2 separate regions of the Homo sapiens genome follow, and region 1 is linked to region 2. A link is an interaction called in ENCODE POLR2A ChIA-PET data of the cell type or tissue named here. Cell type or tissue: HCT116. All regions are shown on one strand. Each heading gives the region's core, and the rest is flanking DNA. Links, peaks and the distances in the headings are about the cores only. Region 1 has its middle 8.4 kb from the start of LINC02692. Region 2 holds the start of LRRC26 (leucine rich repeat containing 26).

Region 1 (8,312 bases), core at 249-8,248, 210 kb after region 2:
CTCCGCCCTCCGCCCTCTGCCCCACGCGGTTATTTTGGGGCTTGCAGGTTGTTGAGAGCATCAGTAGCTCCTTCGTTCACTGCTGGGCAGTGTCGCGTTGCACAGATACATCACGATTTGTTCTCCTTCACCTGTGGGTGGACCTGGGGGTGTTTCCAGTTTGGGGCCATTACAGATAAAGCCGCCGTGGGCACACGCATCGTGCGTGGGTGTGTGCTATATCTCTTTTGGGTAAATACCCAGGAAGGCAATAGCCAGGTCCTATGATGGTGTAGCTTAATTTTTAAAATACTGACGCACTGTTTTCCAGTCCTTTCAAGATAGGCCTTTCTCCTTCCTGTAGCCGCCTTGGGGGGTCAAGAGCACCCAGGGAGCAACACCAGGGCTACCTGGTCCACTCGAGGCCGTGGGAGTGGGAGAGGGTCTCACTGAAACCCCCGAGCTTGCGGCAAGGCAGCAGAGGACCTGGCGTGCCTGTGGCTGAGACTGGACAGAAGTTTCTTTCTGTTTCTTGCAAACATCCAGTCATGGAGGCTTCCAGCGCCAGGTGTGCGGTCCGGCCCCTCTCTAGGACAGCTTCCCGGGAGCGCACCTGGCGTCCTGCTCTCTGTGCAGATTCAGCCACCAGGCCACACAAACACAGCCGGGGAAGCAGGGAGCTACAGCCTAGGTTTCCATGTCGAGCCAGAGGAGGTCCCTCCCTGGGTGTGGCCCGAGTCTCCTTCCTCTGCCGAGCAGGGAGTGGCAGGTTGTGCGGGGGCTGGGGAGGACAGGCGGCTTTGATGCCGTGTGGTCAGGCAGGTGCTGAACCCTGGGGCACTGCCACGCCTACAGCTGCCCAAGGCAGCAATCGTTGGGTTCACAGACCCCCTGCCCGTCTGAGGTCAGCGCCAGGCCTGCAGGGCCCCTGGTCAGCGAGCGTCTGCCCAGGGTGCCCCACGGTCACAGGGGGCTGAACCCCGGCGCTGTCCAGCCTGAGGGGAGGGGGAGAGCAGAAGAGAAACTACCCCAAGCCCCAGAACCACCTCCAGGGCCAGGGTGGGCACGGTGCTCCCTCTCCCCTGCCAGGCCTGGGATGGTCCCCCCTGGAAGGGTCACAGGACAGTGTGGGTATGAGATGGGCCCCCTCCCCCAACTCCCAGGTGCCTCTGAAGGGGTTCCCCGAGCCTGCTTGCTGCTCCCTGAGCTGACCCCCAGCCCCAGCCCTGCAGCCCACCCACCCCGTGCCTCGCCTTGCCGCCCAGCGGTGGAGTCTGTTCTCCCCTCATCCAGGGGCTTCCGCTGGCTCCGGAACAGCAACCCCCAGACCCCAGGCCCACATCCTCAGCCCGGCCTTAGAGCCCAGCCCTCTCCTCCTCCCTGCCCCCAGCCGGCCCCATCTCCTGGGCTCGTGGCCTTTCCTGGTTTGGGAGGTCAGCGATGGCTCCAGGGCAGGCCTGGGGCCCCATCGACAGAAAGAGGACGCCTGCCTTGAATGCGGAAGGACCCGCCGGCTTCACCATCCAGTGTGGGGTTCTTTCATCCCACAAGGACTCAGACCCCATGGGAAGGGTGCTCTGTGCTGGCCTCTGGCCCCACTGGCATGTGGACTGCCTCCTCTTCCTCTGTCTGACATCTGTCTGCCAGGCTGGGCCGTCCTCATGCTGGCATCTGCCGCGTCTCCTGCCCTGAGCACTCCCAGGCCCTGGGCTCTGTGTCCCGAGTCAGGCAGGGACGGGGCAAGACGCTCATCGGCATCCTCCCAGCCAACTCGGGGTCCGGCCTGAGGATCCCTACAACCCTGAGCCCCCTCCCAGGGCAGAGTCCCCGTGGGGACAGAGCCAGGGACCCGCTCTGATCACCACTGAAGTGCACAGTTGCTGGCTGGATGGAAAAAACCCAAATCCCAGTTAATCCACACAAACCTAAGAAATAAGACAATTTCCTGCAAAACAAAATAGCTTTTTCCACCAGCATTCCTCTCCAACGGGGCCCACACGTCCACATCCCTTGGGAGATGTTTCAGAAGAAACAAGGGAGACTGTATCACAGAGCAAAGGCCCTGTGTGCATGCGCGCGTGTGTGTATATGTGCCTGTGTGTGCCTGTGTGCATGTGTGTACCTGTGCACGTGTGTGCGTGTGTGCATGCATGGGTGTGCCTGTGAGTGCCTGTGTGTGTACACGTGTGCCTGTGTGTGCCTGTGTGCACACGTGTGTGCCTCTGTGTGTTCACATGTATCTGGCATGTGTACGCCTAGGCAGGCGGTGCACAGAGATGGAGACAATGTTTCAACCTCCCTGATACATCCTGGGCAGCTGCTGCTCCCTCACCATGGTGACTGTACCCACAGCCACTCCTTCTTTGAGATCCCACAGCCCCAGCCCACTCCTAGTTCTGGTTTGCCAAGAGGACACTAGGAGGTGGCTCCCCCAATGGCCCACCTCAGGAGAGCCCCTGGGGTGGGTGGAGCTGCCTGGGGTTGGCTCTGAGGACCCTGGGCTGCCCCTGCACAAGCCCCCCACAAACTTCACCCCCTTCGTCTTAGTCAGCTTTCTGTGGCTATAACTGAATACCTGACATTGGAAATGTACAAAGAAAGTAAATTTATTTCTTACAGTTCAGGAGGCTGAGAAGTCCAACGTCAAGGGGCCAAGTTGCAGTGTGGCAGAGGGCAAGAGCTGCCAGCTGAGGTCTCTCTTTTCTCATAAAGCCACCAAGTCCACCATGGGCCCAACCCTGAGGACCTTATCTAACCCTAATCACCTCCCAGAGGCCCCACCTCCAACCAACATGTGAATTTGAGGGCCGGGCAAGGTGGTTCACGCCTGTAATCCTAGCAGTTTGGGAGGCCAAGGCAGGAGGATCACTTGAGCCCAGGAGTTCGAGACCAGTTGGCCAACATGGAGAAACCCCATCTCTACAAAAAACTTAAAAATTAGCCAGACGTGGTGGCGCACCTTCGGTCCCAGCTACTTGAGAGGCTGAAGTGGGAGGATCGCTTGAGCCAGGGAGGTCGAGGCTGCAGTCAGCAGAGGTTGCGCCACTCTGCTCCAGCCTGGGCGACTGAGCTAGACCTTGTCTTAAAAACAAAAAAAAGTGGATTTGGGGATGAAATGTCAACATGTGAAATCTAGGGACACGTTCATATCATAGCACCCCGTTTCCAGCAGAGGGGCCCTGGGGACTGGGAGGCCAGATCCTCCCCACACCCTAGGATTAGAGAGGGGCCCCTCAGCCCACCTGTCCCCCTGTGTGGGGGCCCTGGTGGCTGTCCTGACTCTGTGGGCCGTCCTGCCAGGAGCCCCGAGTCCCCGCATTGTATGTATGGGGCACGTGGGGTGAGTCTCGGGGAATCGGCGAGCCGGGGCCAAGTTTCTCACGCCAGGAGGTTACTGGGAAAACGTGCTTCCCAGGGACCGGGGGAAAGGTAGCAGGGCCTAGGGTCTGAGGGGGTCTCCAGCTCAGCTCTGCACCACAGGTCTGGCCCCCCATGCCGCCCACTCAGTCCCTGGATGACTCTGCCCCCAACCCTCCTTCTTCCTCCTGCAGAAAACATGCAGAGGCAGCGCTGGAAAGCCCCAGGCAGCTGGTCCTGGCCCAGCAGGCCCAGATGGTGGCCGGGAGGGCGCTGCTCTCGGCCAAGATAAAGAGACCGGATCAGGCAGGGCCTGAGGGACAGGGAGTGCTGGGCCCAGCTGAGCTGGGCGGCCCTGGGCTCAGGAGCCAGCAGGAGCCCCCGCCCTGCTCAGCCAAGGCTCCAGGTCCCATTCCCAGCAGCCCTGCAGGCAGTCCCCTCGCAGCCCTGTCCCTGCAGGCCCTGGTGGGTGGGGCTTCCACTCGAGTTCCTGAGGAGCCTGGCCTCCCCGCTCATCTCTGTGCAACAGCCCCAGGCTTTCCAGTCCTGGTGTGTACCCCTCAACTCCTCCTGCAGGGCTCAGGGCCCTGGCTGCCTAGTCATGCGCTGTGAAGGGGAGTGTGGAGGAGAAGTGGGCCAGGCAGGGTAGATCCACGGCCACCATCCGTGGCCTCACGGGATGCCTGGTCCACCAACACAGCTCTGAGCTCCATAGTCAGTGCCCAGCGGCCTCGTGCTCCGCGCCAGGCCCTGCAGACATGAAGGCAGGGAGGGTGGGCTCTGCCTGGTGGGAGAGGGTCAGTGGGTGTTCTGAGAATGCGAACATGAACGTGTGCTGCACCCCCAGACCCAGACCCGGGAGCCCAGCACTCAGCGGGAGGAGTTTCACCCACACACGGCAAGAGGTGCACGTGGGGGCATCCAGCGTGGCATCACCATGTCCCACCGTGGGAGCCGTCTCACAGCAATACGGGCACCTGAGTCGCACACCTCGATGAACACCCACGTGAGCAAAACCTGATCCTGACGTGGAACATTCCAGACCCCCTCCACCTCCTGCCAGCTGCAGGCAGCGCTCCGATCCCCAACACAGAACATTCCAACATTCCACACCCCCCCAGCTGCAGGCAGCACCCTCACCCCTGACCACAGAACATTCTACCCCCACCCACTGCAGGCAGCACCCTCGCCCCCGGCCACAGAACATTCTACCCCCACCAACTGCAGGCAGCACCCTCGCCCCCGGCCACAGAACATTCTACCCACCCCGCAGCTGCAGGCTGTACCCTCACCCTGGCCATAGAACATTCAACCCCCGCCCCCAGCTGCAGGCAGCACCCTCACCCCTGGCCACAGAACATTCTACCCCTCCCAGCTGCAGGCAGCACCCTCACCCCTGGCCACAGAACATTCTACCCCCCCGCCACCCAGCTGCAGGTAGCACCCTCACCCCTGGCCACAGAACATTCCACCCCACCCCACAGTGTCCCCACCCCGGACGCAGCAGCCACAGACCTGATTTCTAATAGTGGAGAGGAGCTTGGCCTGTTCTAGAACTTCATAAATGGAATCACATAATGTGTGGCCTTTTGTGTCTGTTTTTGGACACAGACCCAGCCCCGCACCCAGGTCAGGCCACTCTTGAGGTCAGGGCACAGCTGTGTCCACCTCCCCACCACACACTACACGCCCTCAGATGAAGGTCTGCACGGGAGCAGGCCCAGGACCCACAAAGACAGAACAACGCTAAGGGGACCCTGTGCTTCCCACTCCGCCCAGGGGCTCTGCAGCCTGATCCTGGGAAAGCAGTGTGGGCCCAGGTGCTGGGCGGCTCTGGCAGGTCTTCTACCACCTGTGCCTCACTTTCCTGGTCTGGGGTGCTGGGGTGGATACCCAGGAGCCTCCGGTCGCCCCAGGTCTGAGAAGTGTGAAGAGGAGCTGGGCCTGGTCCCCCTCCTGGGCCTGTGGACAGCCTGGCCCAGACCCGAAAATTCCATTCCCGCCTGCCCAGCCCCTCCCAGGCTGCCTCTTGGTGTCTGAGAGGGCGTGGGTGGAGCGCTTGACCTGTGGGGCAGCCCAGGGAAGGTACCCGGTGGGTAGAGTGCCCCGAGGGGGCATGAGCTCTGCGAAGGGGTATCGCGGGGTGAGGACCGGAAGGGACCCTCCCCACCGTGAGCCGTGCGGGAGCTGCTTCCCACCAGAGCCCACCATACCCAGCCTGAGCCCTGGGTGGCCTGTCTGTGGTCACCGTCACTGTCACAGTCTCCTGTGGTCACCGTCGCAGGCACAGGCTCTGTGTGGCTGTGGTGGGCCCTGGACAAGGCTGAGAGGGACCACAGCTGGCCTTCGGGGAAAGGCCCCCTCTGCCACCGCAGGGGCTGATCCGGGAGGTGGTGGTGGCCACTGGAGGCACGGAAGCCAGCCCTGGGTCCAGCCCCTCCACCCACCAGAACTTACCTGCTTCCCAACCCCGCTGACCCTGTTCTGTGGGAGGGGCAGGCACAGGCTGTTCCCAGACCCAGCAGGCCCAGATGTAAAGAGATTCAGGCCAGGGTAAAGAGATTCAATCTGGCCACCCACAGGGGCCTGGGCTGCCGTGCTTGGGGCATGGGGGTAGGGGCCAGCAGGACACCCCACCCCACTGGGCCAGCCTGGCTTGACTCCAGCAAGCAGACAGGTGGGCAGGCGGGCTCCCTCTCTGGTCTGTGTCCAGCCCCAGGCCTCTGGGCTCACATGCCGGCAGACATGCCTGGACCACCTGCCTGGCCTCTCCTGGCCTCGGCTCCACGCCGCCAGCTCCCAGCCCCGTCCCCTGGTGCAGACATGGGGAAAGGGTCTTCAGCCAGGAAGGGCTGGTGCCCCTGGGGGACTTGCGGGGAGGAGGTTCACACAGGGCCCGCTACCACCAGGGCCAGAGAGAGTTGTATCACCCCAGGAAAGATGGGATGAGGGGGGCTGTGGTAGCTGGAGTCCAAGAGAGGGAGGGCTGTGTGGAGGGGTCCCCTGACCACTGATGGGGGAACACAGCCTCCACCCAGGACTGAGGACTTCTGGGAGAGAGACCATCTGCAACCCAGGTGGGAGTGAAGTGGGCCAATGGGACTGCACAGCCACTCCGGCCAGGGCCAGTGACACAGAAGGGGGTGGCTGGGGCCCTGGATCCAGCCAGGCCTGAAGCCCGCCCTCCCCATAAGAGCTGGGAAGGAATGCAGGCCTAGGCAGCATCTCCTGTCTCCCCAGCCAGGAGCTGATACGGAGGGAAGGGGAGTGCGCTGGGCTTTGCAGAGGCACCGCCAGGGAGGAGGAGGGCACCGCCAGGGAGTCTTAGTCTCTGCTTGTGCCTTTGTCCGGGGAGCTGGTCACCACTGGAGGGTACAGCTGGGTGCCAGGAAGGCGGTGGCTCCCACCAGCACATGGTGGTCATGATCTTGCAGCCGGGGTTATGTTCCCTGCCTTGGGGGAGGGAAGCTGGCAGGGGCAAGGTGACCCTGCCAAGTGACCAGCCAGCCTTCCTGAACCTCACAGTTTCCCCATCTGTGCAGAGGGACTGAAAAGAATTTCCGCTGGCAAAGGCTGTGCCAGGTCAAGAGGGAGAAGGTGGCCTGCGGAGTCTCTCTTAGATTGTCAGGGGCAGGGCAGGGCTCTCTTCTCAAGCTGAGCCTCTTTAGGCCACTCCTCTCTTTTGGCCTAGGTCCTGTGCCTGGACCCCATGCAGAAGCCATCCCCTGCTGCAGCCAGGCATCGGGTGAGGGCGTGGCCCAGGCCCCAGGCTGGTGAAGGCCCAAGTCCTGGCCCTGTAGAGTGAGTCTCACCCATGGGGACACCGTGGCCCAGTAGGAGGAGGGATGAGGGAAAGGACTAAGAGAGTAGAGAGTGAGGCCATTGCTCTGGGGGACCTTGTGTCTGACCCCCACCCCAGGGTTGAGGGACACCTCCTTGACGCGTTCAGGAAAGAACACCCAACAAGCCCTTTCTGCCAAAAGACAGCCACCTTCACTCTCAACCTTCCTAGGGTTAAATCCAATATATGCCAGGCTGTGGTCCAGGATTTCTGACACCCAGGCTTGTGTCCTCACAACCACACAGTATAGAATATCTCCCAATCCAGACACAACCAAACTTGCTGCTTTTAACCTCAGCCTCCCCATCTAGGGCACAAGAAAAAAAGAGCAAAAAAGCATCATCCATCCAACTATCCATCCACCCACCCTTCATCCATCCATCCACCCACCTACCCATCATCCAACCATCCATCCACCCACCCACCCATCATCCAACCATCCATCCACCCACCCGTCATCCAACCATCCATCCACCCACCCATCATCCAACCATCCATCCACCCACCCACCCATCATCCAACCATCCACCCACCCACCCATCATCCAACCATCCATCCACCCACCCACCATCCAACCATCCATCCACCCACCCATCATCCAACCATCCATCCACCGACCCATCATCCAACCATCCATCCACCCACCCATCATCCAACCATCCATCCACCCACCCATCTCCAACCATCCATCCACCCACCCACCCATTATCCAACCATCCACCCACCCACCCATCATCCAACCATCCATCCATCCACCCACCCATCATCCATCCATCCACCCACCCACCCATCATCCAACCATCCATCCACCCACCCATCATCCAACCATCCATCCACCCAATATCCAACCATCCATCCACCCACCCATCATCCAACCATCCATCCACCCAATATCCAACCATCCATCCACCCACCCATCATCCAACCATCCATCCACCCACCCACCCAATATCCAACCATCCACCATCTACCCATCATCCAACCATCTATCCATCCATCCACCCATCATCCAACCAGCCATCCACCCACCCACCCAATATCCAACCATCCACCATCTACCCATCATCCAACCATCCATCCATCTACCCATCCATCCATCCACCCAATATCCAACCATCCATCTATCCATCTAACC
Region 2 (8,304 bases), core at 305-8,304:
GTTTGAGCCGTCCCGTTCAGTGGACATTCCTGCACCCTCCTTGCTCTGGAGAACTCTTGTTTGCCTCAGGGCTTGAAGGAGGAAGTGGCCGGGATTAGGCAGGCGCCAGATGCACAGCCTGTGCCCATCAGGCCTCTGCCCCGCCAAGGAGGGCTGCTTCCGCCTGTGCGGTATCTCCCCTCTAGCCCTGGGCCCTGCCACCTGCTCCACTTCACTCCAAGGCTGTCTGTGCTGCTGTCACAAAAAGAGGGACCCCTCTCCTGAATTCTGGTGGGATGGTCCCGATTGCTCTGATGCCCCCTCAGAGCAAGGTGGCCTTGCCTGGATCCCGCTGTCTGTGGCCACCACCTGGCCCCAGGCTGGGTGTGCCATTGTCCTAACCAGGATACAAACCTGCTGGGCTGGCCTGTCGAGTGTCACTGCCAGCCTGGCTCTGGTACACCTTTTGTTCTGTGTCCTGTGGATTCCATCTCTGGTTGTGTCCTGAAGACAAGGGCGAAGGGTGCATCTCGGGTCACGGTGTCACTCGGCAAGTCAGAGGTCGGAGGACCCCAGCAGGAGGGTGCCTGTCAACAGGCGAGGGGGTCCCTGGTGCCCAGGGCCACTGGGGCCAGACTGTGCCCACCCCCCCCACCCCCCGTGTCCCATGTGTCCTGAGCTGGCAGAAGGCCTGGCCTCCGTTGGCTGTGGGGCAGGTGTTTCCTTTTGCTGCCTGGCGGTTTGCTTGGCAGGTCCAGAGGAGGGGAGGCTGGGAGGGCAGGGGCCTCTCTCCCAGCCTGGAATAGCAGGTGCAGGGAGGAGGCTGAAAGCAACCCTGGCCATGCCGGCCTGCGGTCGACTTCCTTGGGCAACGCTTGTCTTTTCTGCAGAGGGGAAAGCTCCTGGGGGCTCCAACTTCAGTGACACCTTTAGTCTGGAGCCTTGGGGGATGTCTGGGAGGCAGGGCTTGGGGTCCTGCTCAGACAGGGGTGGCCAGTGTCCCCCAGACCTTTCCAAGTTGATGGGGGATTCCCTTGGGTGCCGGCAGCCCTTCTGACCTGAGCTTTGCCAGGGCGTGAGCCAGACCCTCCCAGAAGCAGTGGGGAGGGAGGATGGGTGCAAGCCCACCCCCTTAGCCCTCCTTGGCCCCTTCCTGCCCCAGCCCTGGAGGAAGGTGACCTACAGCCAGCTGGAGCCCAGCCCACATGCTGAGCTGCCGCAGCCCTTATGCTGGGAGGGAGCTGAGGCCGAGGCTGCCTGCCGCCCACCCTGCAAGGTTGCCAGGCCACCGCACCCACATCGGGGCCTGGAGTGCTGCCCACCCCCTTTCACTGTGAAGGATTTGGCTGGGCGCAGTGGCTCACACCTGTAATCCCAGCACTTTGAGAGGCCGAGGCGAGCGGATCACAAGGTCAGGAGATCGAGACCATCCTGGCTAACACGGTGAAACCACTGAAGGACTGCCCGTAAGACCAGGCCAGCCCCACTGCTGCCTCTGCCTCAGAGCTGGCCTGAGCTGGCTGGGCTCTCAGGCCTCTGCCCACCCTACCTGTCCCATTCCCAGAGCTGCTTGGCCATGGCTCCTTGAATTGCGGTGCCCAAGGGCAAATGACACACTGGCATTGTGAGCCCCCCCACCCCCACCTCACAGTCCTACTGTGAAGTCAGCACCTTCCAACAGTTCCGTCAGAGGTGTGCAGTGGGGCCAGGGCTGGACATGGCCCCCGGTCCCTGGCCTGTGTCCTGCCTGCGTGGTGGCCCCTTGGGCCTCACATATTTGTCCCTTCTGCTCATCCCTGCTGCAGGTGCCTCCTCCTGCCCCCGCACTCCACTCCCAGCCATGGCTCCCCTTCCCCAGGCAAGGTGGGAGCTCTGGTGTCCTTCTGGTGGCTACCAGGGCAGGGGCAGACTTGGGGGCCCTCTGCAGGCAGGTGACCGGCCCATGGCCATGTGGCCCTGTCTCTGCAGCTGGAACCTACTGTGAATGCAGCCTTGGCCTCAGCCGCGAGGCCCTCATCGCCCTCCTTGTGGTGCTGGCGGGCATCAGTGCCAGCTGCTTCTGTGCCCTCGTCATCGTGGCAATTGGTGTCTTGCGGGCCAAGGGGTGCGTGAACCCTGGGGCCGGGAGAGGATGGGAGTGAGGCCAGGCTGGCTGCCCTGGGCCCTTGGTCTTGCAAGAAGGGCTTTACCCCCTGGGTGGGCTGTCACCTGGGGTAGGAATGGCGTTTCCTAGGCGTGTGCTGGGGGAGCTCCGGGGGCCCAGCACTGTTCCAGGACTCATGTTGGCCTTCGTCCCCTCAGTGAAACATGCCCGAGACAAGTGGACAACAGGTGAGCACCAGGGAGGCCCTCGAGGGAGGCACGCTGTCTCAGGGGAGGCCCTTGGCGGGGGGAGCTATCCCAGGGGAGTCCCTGGAGGAGGAGGGGTGCTGTCCCTGGAGGAGGAGGGGTGCTGTCCCTGGAAGAGGAGGTGTGCTGTCCCAAGGGAGGCCCTTTGTGGGGGTGCACTGTCCCAGACGCCAGCCTGTCCTGGGGGAACAAGGACTCTACCAGCTCGTGATGACCCGGCCCGTCATGCAGGTTGGTGGAGAATTTTGGGGTCCAGGAAGATCTCATGGACCTGCACCCGGTTTACGTGGAGTCCCAGCTAATGGACGCTGACCTGGAGGTCTCCCTGGTGCCACCACTAGAGGATCAGAGCCTTGTGGCCATCCCCATGGAGGCTTCTTCAGAGGAGCCGCCACCACCCCCGCCCCTACCACCTGAGTAGAGGGCTGAGGGCAGCTGGGGGAGGGGAATTAAAGCGTATTTAGTGGCTGTGCACTGTCCTCCCTGCAGGCCCTCCTGAGGGCAGCTGGGGGAGGGGAATTAAAGCTTGTTTAGTGGTTGTGCACCGTCCTCCCTGCAGGCCCTCACACCCCTCACGGCTGCATCATGGGGGGTGCACGCGCATATGGGTCTCATCAAAGCAGAGTGCCCAGGCCCCACAGCAAGTTCCCCTGTTCCTCTGCCCCCTGGCAGTAAGCCATACCCCTAATGTTTCCACCTTCTCTGCCACAGCTGGTCAGCCCGGCTCCTTCCTGCACCCAGCTTTGGAAAGCCCCTAGAACAGGACCTGCAACTGGCAACTGTGAAGGGCGCTGGGTTTAACAGCAGGACTTGGGCTGATACCCCTGCCCCACTGCACTGGTCTGTACCTCTATCCCAGGAGAGTCCTGGGGGGGAGGGGTGGGGCAGGCACGCCTCTCCTGCCTCGGGTGTGCTGTCTCCCTCCACCCCAAGGCCTGTCTCCAACCCAGGCCCTATCCAGCATGGGAATGGGACCATCCCTGCGTGGGGGCCACTCCGCATGTGCACGTTGGGATCACTTTGCGGAGCCTGGGTGGGGTCGAGACGGGTGAGGAGCAGGACCTCTGGGTTGCATTGCGTGTGGGCGCCTGTTGCAGCCGTGAGCTGGGCGGGTGCAGGTGGGCGGTGTCCTGCTGCTCAGGTCAGGGCTCGGCGGGCGCCCGGTGGTGGACAAGGCGGGGTGAGGTGGTCTTGATAGCGCTGTGGCCGGCGCTGAGCCAAGAGTAGTTTGGAGCTCCCGGACAGGTGGCTGGCGGTGCCGGGCGTTGGCTGTTTGCCCTGCCCCCGCCCCAAGCGTGGATCCAGCCGTGGGACAGGAACTGCCTGAGCTCGGGCCAGAGAGTTAATATTTGTGCAGGCGCCGCAGGAACGGGCTCCGCGGACGACGGGCTCCAGGGACGCACAGGCAGCGGGCCTCCCACCGCGGGTGCCGGGGGCGGGGGGGCTGCCCCCATGCGGGGCCCTTCCTGGTCGCGGCCTCGGCCGCTGCTGCTGCTGTTGCTGCTGCTGTCGCCTTGGCCTGTCTGGGCCCAGGTGTCGGCCACGGCCTCGCCCTCGGGGTCCCTGGGCGCCCCGGACTGCCCCGAGGTGTGCACGTGCGTGCCGGGAGGCCTGGCCAGCTGCTCGGCACTCTCGCTGCCCGCCGTGCCCCCGGGCCTGAGCCTGCGCCTGCGCGCGCTGCTGCTGGACCACAACCGCGTCCGTGCGCTGCCGCCAGGTGCCTTCGCGGGAGCGGGCGCGCTACAGCGCCTGGACCTGCGCGAGAACGGGCTGCACTCGGTGCATGTGCGAGCCTTCTGGGGCCTGGGCGCGCTGCAGCTGCTGGACCTGAGCGCCAACCAGCTGGAAGCACTGGCACCAGGGACTTTCGCGCCGCTGCGCGCGCTGCGCAACCTCTCATTGGCCGGCAACCGGCTGGCGCGCCTGGAGCCCGCGGCGCTAGGCGCGCTCCCGCTGCTGCGCTCACTCAGCCTGCAGGACAACGAGCTGGCGGCACTCGCGCCGGGGCTGCTGGGCCGCCTGCCCGCTCTAGACGCGCTGCACCTGCGCGGCAACCCTTGGGGCTGCGGGTGCGCGCTGCGCCCGCTCTGCGCCTGGCTGCGCCGGCACCCGCTGCCCGCGTCAGGTGAGCTGCTGGGGACGCGGGTCGGGGTCTGCAGGGCGGTGCGGCAGCCGCCACCTGACGCCGCGCCTTTGTCTGTGTCCCACAGAGGCCGAGACGGTGCTCTGCGTGTGGCCGGGACGCCTGACGCTCAGCCCCCTGACTGCCTTTTCCGACGCCGCCTTTAGCCATTGCGCGCAGCCGCTCGCCCTGCGGGACCTGGCCGTGGTTTACACGCTCGGGCCGGCCTCCTTCCTCGTCAGCCTGGCTTCCTGCCTGGCGCTGGGCTCTGGGCTCACCGCCTGCCGTGCGCGCCGCCGCCGCCTCCGCACCGCCGCCCTCCGCCCGCCGAGACCGCCAGACCCGAACCCCGATCCCGACCCCCACGGCTGTGCCTCGCCCGCGGACCCGGGGAGCCCCGCCGCTGCCGCCCAAGCCTGAGCGGCCGCGGCCGCCTGGAGCGCTCGAAGCTTCCCCCATGCCTTTGCCCTCCCTTTACACTGTCTGCCGGCGTCAACAAGCGACACAGACCGAAAACTGCGTGACATTCCTTTAGGCATCACCACTGCATACACCGGGAGGTGGGGGTTGGGCGGTGCGCGCCTGCACCCTGGGGACGGAGGGGCAGAGCGCGGCTGCGCACGGGCCGCACGGGGAAGGCACGCGCTCGGGCCCTGGGAGTGCTGGTTCTGTACAAGGTGGCGGGCCGGTCACGCACCCGGAGCGAGGGCGGGGGCGGGCGGGTGGCGCTCTCCCGTGCCCAAGGTGCAGGGCAGGGTTGAAGACAGTCCCGAGCCAGCGTCCGGGGACCCCCGGGGAGGCCCGTTCTGGGCTGCAGGCCGGACGAGGAGAGGAGGGGCTCAGCCCTCTCGAGTCTGGAGGAGGCGGCCCGAGGCGGCGGGAGGCGCTGCCAGCTGGGAAGTCAGGGACGGCCGTGGGGGAGGGCAGGGCCAGCCCCGGCGTGTGGGGTCAAGGGGCAGACGGGGTGTGGGTGGGCGGTGCCGCAAGAAGAGGGGAGGGTGGAGCTCAGGCTGCAGAGGAGCGCAGGCGCCCGAGGAGGGGCGACCCAGCCAGCTGGGGCCATGGGCCCCACTGTGGCTCAGGCTGGTGCTGCGGGAAGGATGGGGCTGCCGTCTCTGCTCCAAGCCCCTCCGCCTGGGGCCAGTTAGCCCCCGCTCCCCACTGCTCAGAGACCCCAGGGCCCTGCCTCTGCCGGAGCGCCCTGCGGCCCTGCCCAGCCGACTCAGCTCTGCCCCGTCCTCAGCCGCTCCGGTCCGCACCTTGGTCCAGCAGGGGCTGCCCGCCAGGCAGCGGGGTGGGCGGGCGGACGGACGGGAGGCCCAGGGTGGGCAGTCTCTGGGGCGGGTGGGCTTCCCTCAGGCCTTCCCGAGCAGCAGGACCCATCAGTGTCCTTGGCCGGGCTAACTGGGCAGGTGGGCGCCTCCGGGGGCCTCACACCACGGTGCTGACCGAGGGATCTGAGAGGTTGAGCGGGCCCGTGATATCAGTGGGATGGTACTGCTGCAAAATAGAAATACACAGACAAGGCGCCCGTTAGCCCCACGCTGGGGGCACGCGCGGGGCCGGGACGGGGTGGACCGGCCAGCCGGCCAACCGGCGGGCGGGCAGGCGCAGCCTGGGGGAGGCTGGGGGTGCTCCTCCCCCGACCCCGTGGTGCTCCGGGGCTCTGCGTGGGCCGGGCCGCTGTCCCGTCCGTCTGTCTGTCTGTCTGCGGGGGAGGGGGCAGAGGAGGGCGGGCGGGGAGTCTCAGCTCTCCCTATGACGGGAACACAGCTGCAGCTGGCCCTCCTCCCTCTCAATAGCGCGTCGCGGCAGCACTGTGTCTTTTTGGTTTTGCAAAGCGCCGCGTCCACCCCCGGTGCTCTATAAATAAGAACCAACAATCAATACCCGCTGGCCCCGCCGGCCGCCAGGGACCCCAGCCCTCAGCGCCCAGTGCCGCCCTGGCCCGGACCGGCCACAGGACAGGGGCAGGGGATCTCCGCAGCCGGACTGACCCCACCCTACCCAAAGGAGCCCCCCACCCACGCCTCCCTCTGAATAAGCTCGCAGCCCCAGAGACCAGGTGGGAGCTGGGCTGCCCTCCCCTGCCCAGACCCCCAGCTGGCAGTGCCCCCCACAGTTCAGCCTTGCAGGGCGGGGCCAGCCCCAGATGCCACGTGATGCCAGAACTGGCCCCAGAGGACGGTCCCTGGTGCCCAGAGAGGCTCGGGTGAGGGTTCCGCTGGGAACATGTCCCTGGGAGGGCACCATGAGGGTCTCTGAGCTGCACCTGGCCTCGCTCCAGGCAGGGCCCTGGGACCCAGTGTCACCCTCTGAAAGTGGCCCATCACCTGCACGACATTTGTGCTTGCCCCCCGTGGCTGCCTGCCCCAAATCGCTGTTTCTCCTGTCTGCCTGGACACCCCCTCTTCCCCAGCCTGCCCAGCCCACGATCCCTGCGCTATTCCCCCTCCCTGTTCCCTGCGGGACTCCTGGCTCAGACTTTGCAGCATCAGCTCTGCCCGCTTTCCGCAGCAGAGGTGGCTCCAGGAATGGTGCTTCCACCTGCTCCTTGAGCCTCCAGTGGCCCCCAGGCCTACAGGCTCTCACTGTCCACCCATCCTGCATGCCAAGTCCCTTCCCCAGGAAGCTGAGCAGCCAGGCCTCATGGGTCCCTCTTGGGGCACCCTGGTGGCTTCATCTCGGGATTTGGCTTGCTTGATGCCAAGTCCTGTCTGTGCCCTGGAGGTCTGCCCCGCTTCCAGTGCACTGAGGGGCAGGTGGCTGCAAATCGCACTTCCTCCCCCGGGCGTAAGCTTCTCTCTGGTGATGCTGCTTATGGGCTGGGGGCTTCCTGTGGGCCAGACTGGTCCCTGGACTGCAGGGTGGCCACGGGGCTGAGGTCTCCGCTGCCTCTCTGGGCAGCCCCTCCCCACCATGGTGCCTGGGCCTGGGGTGCCTCTAGCAAGGCTGGGTTCGCTCTGGGGGCCTCTGGTCCGAGTGTGCATATCCGCTACAGGGACAAGCTGCCCCGAGCAGGAGGTGGGGGATTCTGGGCTCCAAAGGGCAGAAGGCCTGGCTCTTTGGGGTGGGCCTTGTGGGGTTGCTGGGGTCAGGAGCTGAGGTGGTCGTTTCCCTTCCAGAGGCCTCCCTGTCTGGGAACCTCAGTGTCGTCCTGGGCTCTGCAGGCCAGGGCTTGTGGGGCCGCCCCTACCCATTCTCAGACCCTCTGGGAGCTGCCGCCACACCTCCTGCAGGGCCCCCGCTCAGCCTGGGGTGGGAGCCACCCCTTTTGGTCCCACCCCACTCCCTGCCTGACAGTCCCCTGTGGCCGGGGCCAGTTCCAACTCCAGGCCCCAGCCGTCCACCCAGACGGACCCAGGCCCGGCCCCCAGCCCCCGGCCCACACAGAGACCACATGAAGATGCAACACGCATGGCTCTGGTGAGACAGGTGAGACAGGTGTCTGGGGGGCGGGGCCAGTGGCCAGACAGACGGACGGGATGGGACATCACAGCCACCCCCTCCAGGGCCGTCGCAGGGGCGAAGTGAGGGCGGCGGGCCCCTCTGGGAGAGGCGAGAGAAACGGGGACATAACAGAGAAGTGGTGTGGCCTCCCGGCAGCTGAGGAGTCCAGGATGGGGCCACGCTGGGCTCCCAGGGCCCCAGACCTGGCCCCGAGAGGTGGTGTGGCTGACTGACTGACCAACGAGATGACAGGCTTCAAGATGGCGTGTGGGTCATGGCAGGGGAGGTGGGCGGGCAGACTAACGGAGACACACGGGGAAAGCCGAGGACCCAGGAGGGCCGGGGAGAAAGGTCCAGAGAGTGAGAGAGAGCAGCATGGGCGGGCTGGGCAGAGCGGCCGCCAC

What was found. ChIA-PET counts read pairs that join two places held together with the same protein. Peaks named below come from ENCODE experiments on the same cell type or tissue, not always from the same donor. Only the 100,000 strongest peaks of a DNase experiment are listed, where the experiment ranks them.
Region 1: POLR2A ChIA-PET joins it to region 2 with 5 read pairs; 2 of 35 experiments call an interaction of 5 or more read pairs at or near these places.

Annotation. Positions count from the first base shown.
Region 1 is chr9:136,956,891-136,965,202 of GRCh38, reverse strand. No RefSeq gene overlaps it. Among named protein-coding and RNA genes, the nearest start is that of LINC02692, 8.4 kb to the left of the region's middle. RefSeq lists an enhancer at 5,846-6,346. In HCT116, for the core only: no CTCF peak of the experiment used is centred there; a DNase peak (open chromatin) is centred at 755; H3K4me3 peaks cover 805 bases; H3K27ac peaks cover 911 bases.
Region 2 is chr9:137,165,420-137,173,723 of GRCh38, reverse strand. GRIN1 (glutamate ionotropic receptor NMDA type subunit 1) reads right to left here. Exons shown (of 20, transcript NM_007327.4): 20 at 4,968-6,313. The coding sequence ends at 6,197. It overlaps LRRC26 (leucine rich repeat containing 26), which reads left to right and starts at 3,673. Exons shown (of 2, transcript NM_001013653.3): 1 at 3,673-4,453; 2 at 4,539-4,966. The coding sequence starts at 3,781. The coding sequence ends at 4,870. TMEM210 (transmembrane protein 210) reads left to right here and starts at 1,668. Exons shown (of 4, transcript NM_001282477.2): 1 at 1,668-1,784; 2 at 1,948-2,083; 3 at 2,281-2,310; 4 at 2,560-2,866. The coding sequence starts at 1,697. The coding sequence ends at 2,749. It overlaps MIR3621 (microRNA 3621), which reads left to right and starts at 4,454; the gene lies at 4,454-4,538. It also overlaps LOC124902315. RefSeq lists silencers at 3,961-4,020, 4,181-4,700, 4,941-5,050, 5,281-5,400 and an enhancer at 5,170-6,034. In HCT116, for the core only: no CTCF peak of the experiment used is centred there; a DNase peak (open chromatin) is centred at 4,123; H3K4me3 peaks cover 2,339 bases; H3K27ac peaks cover 1,860 bases.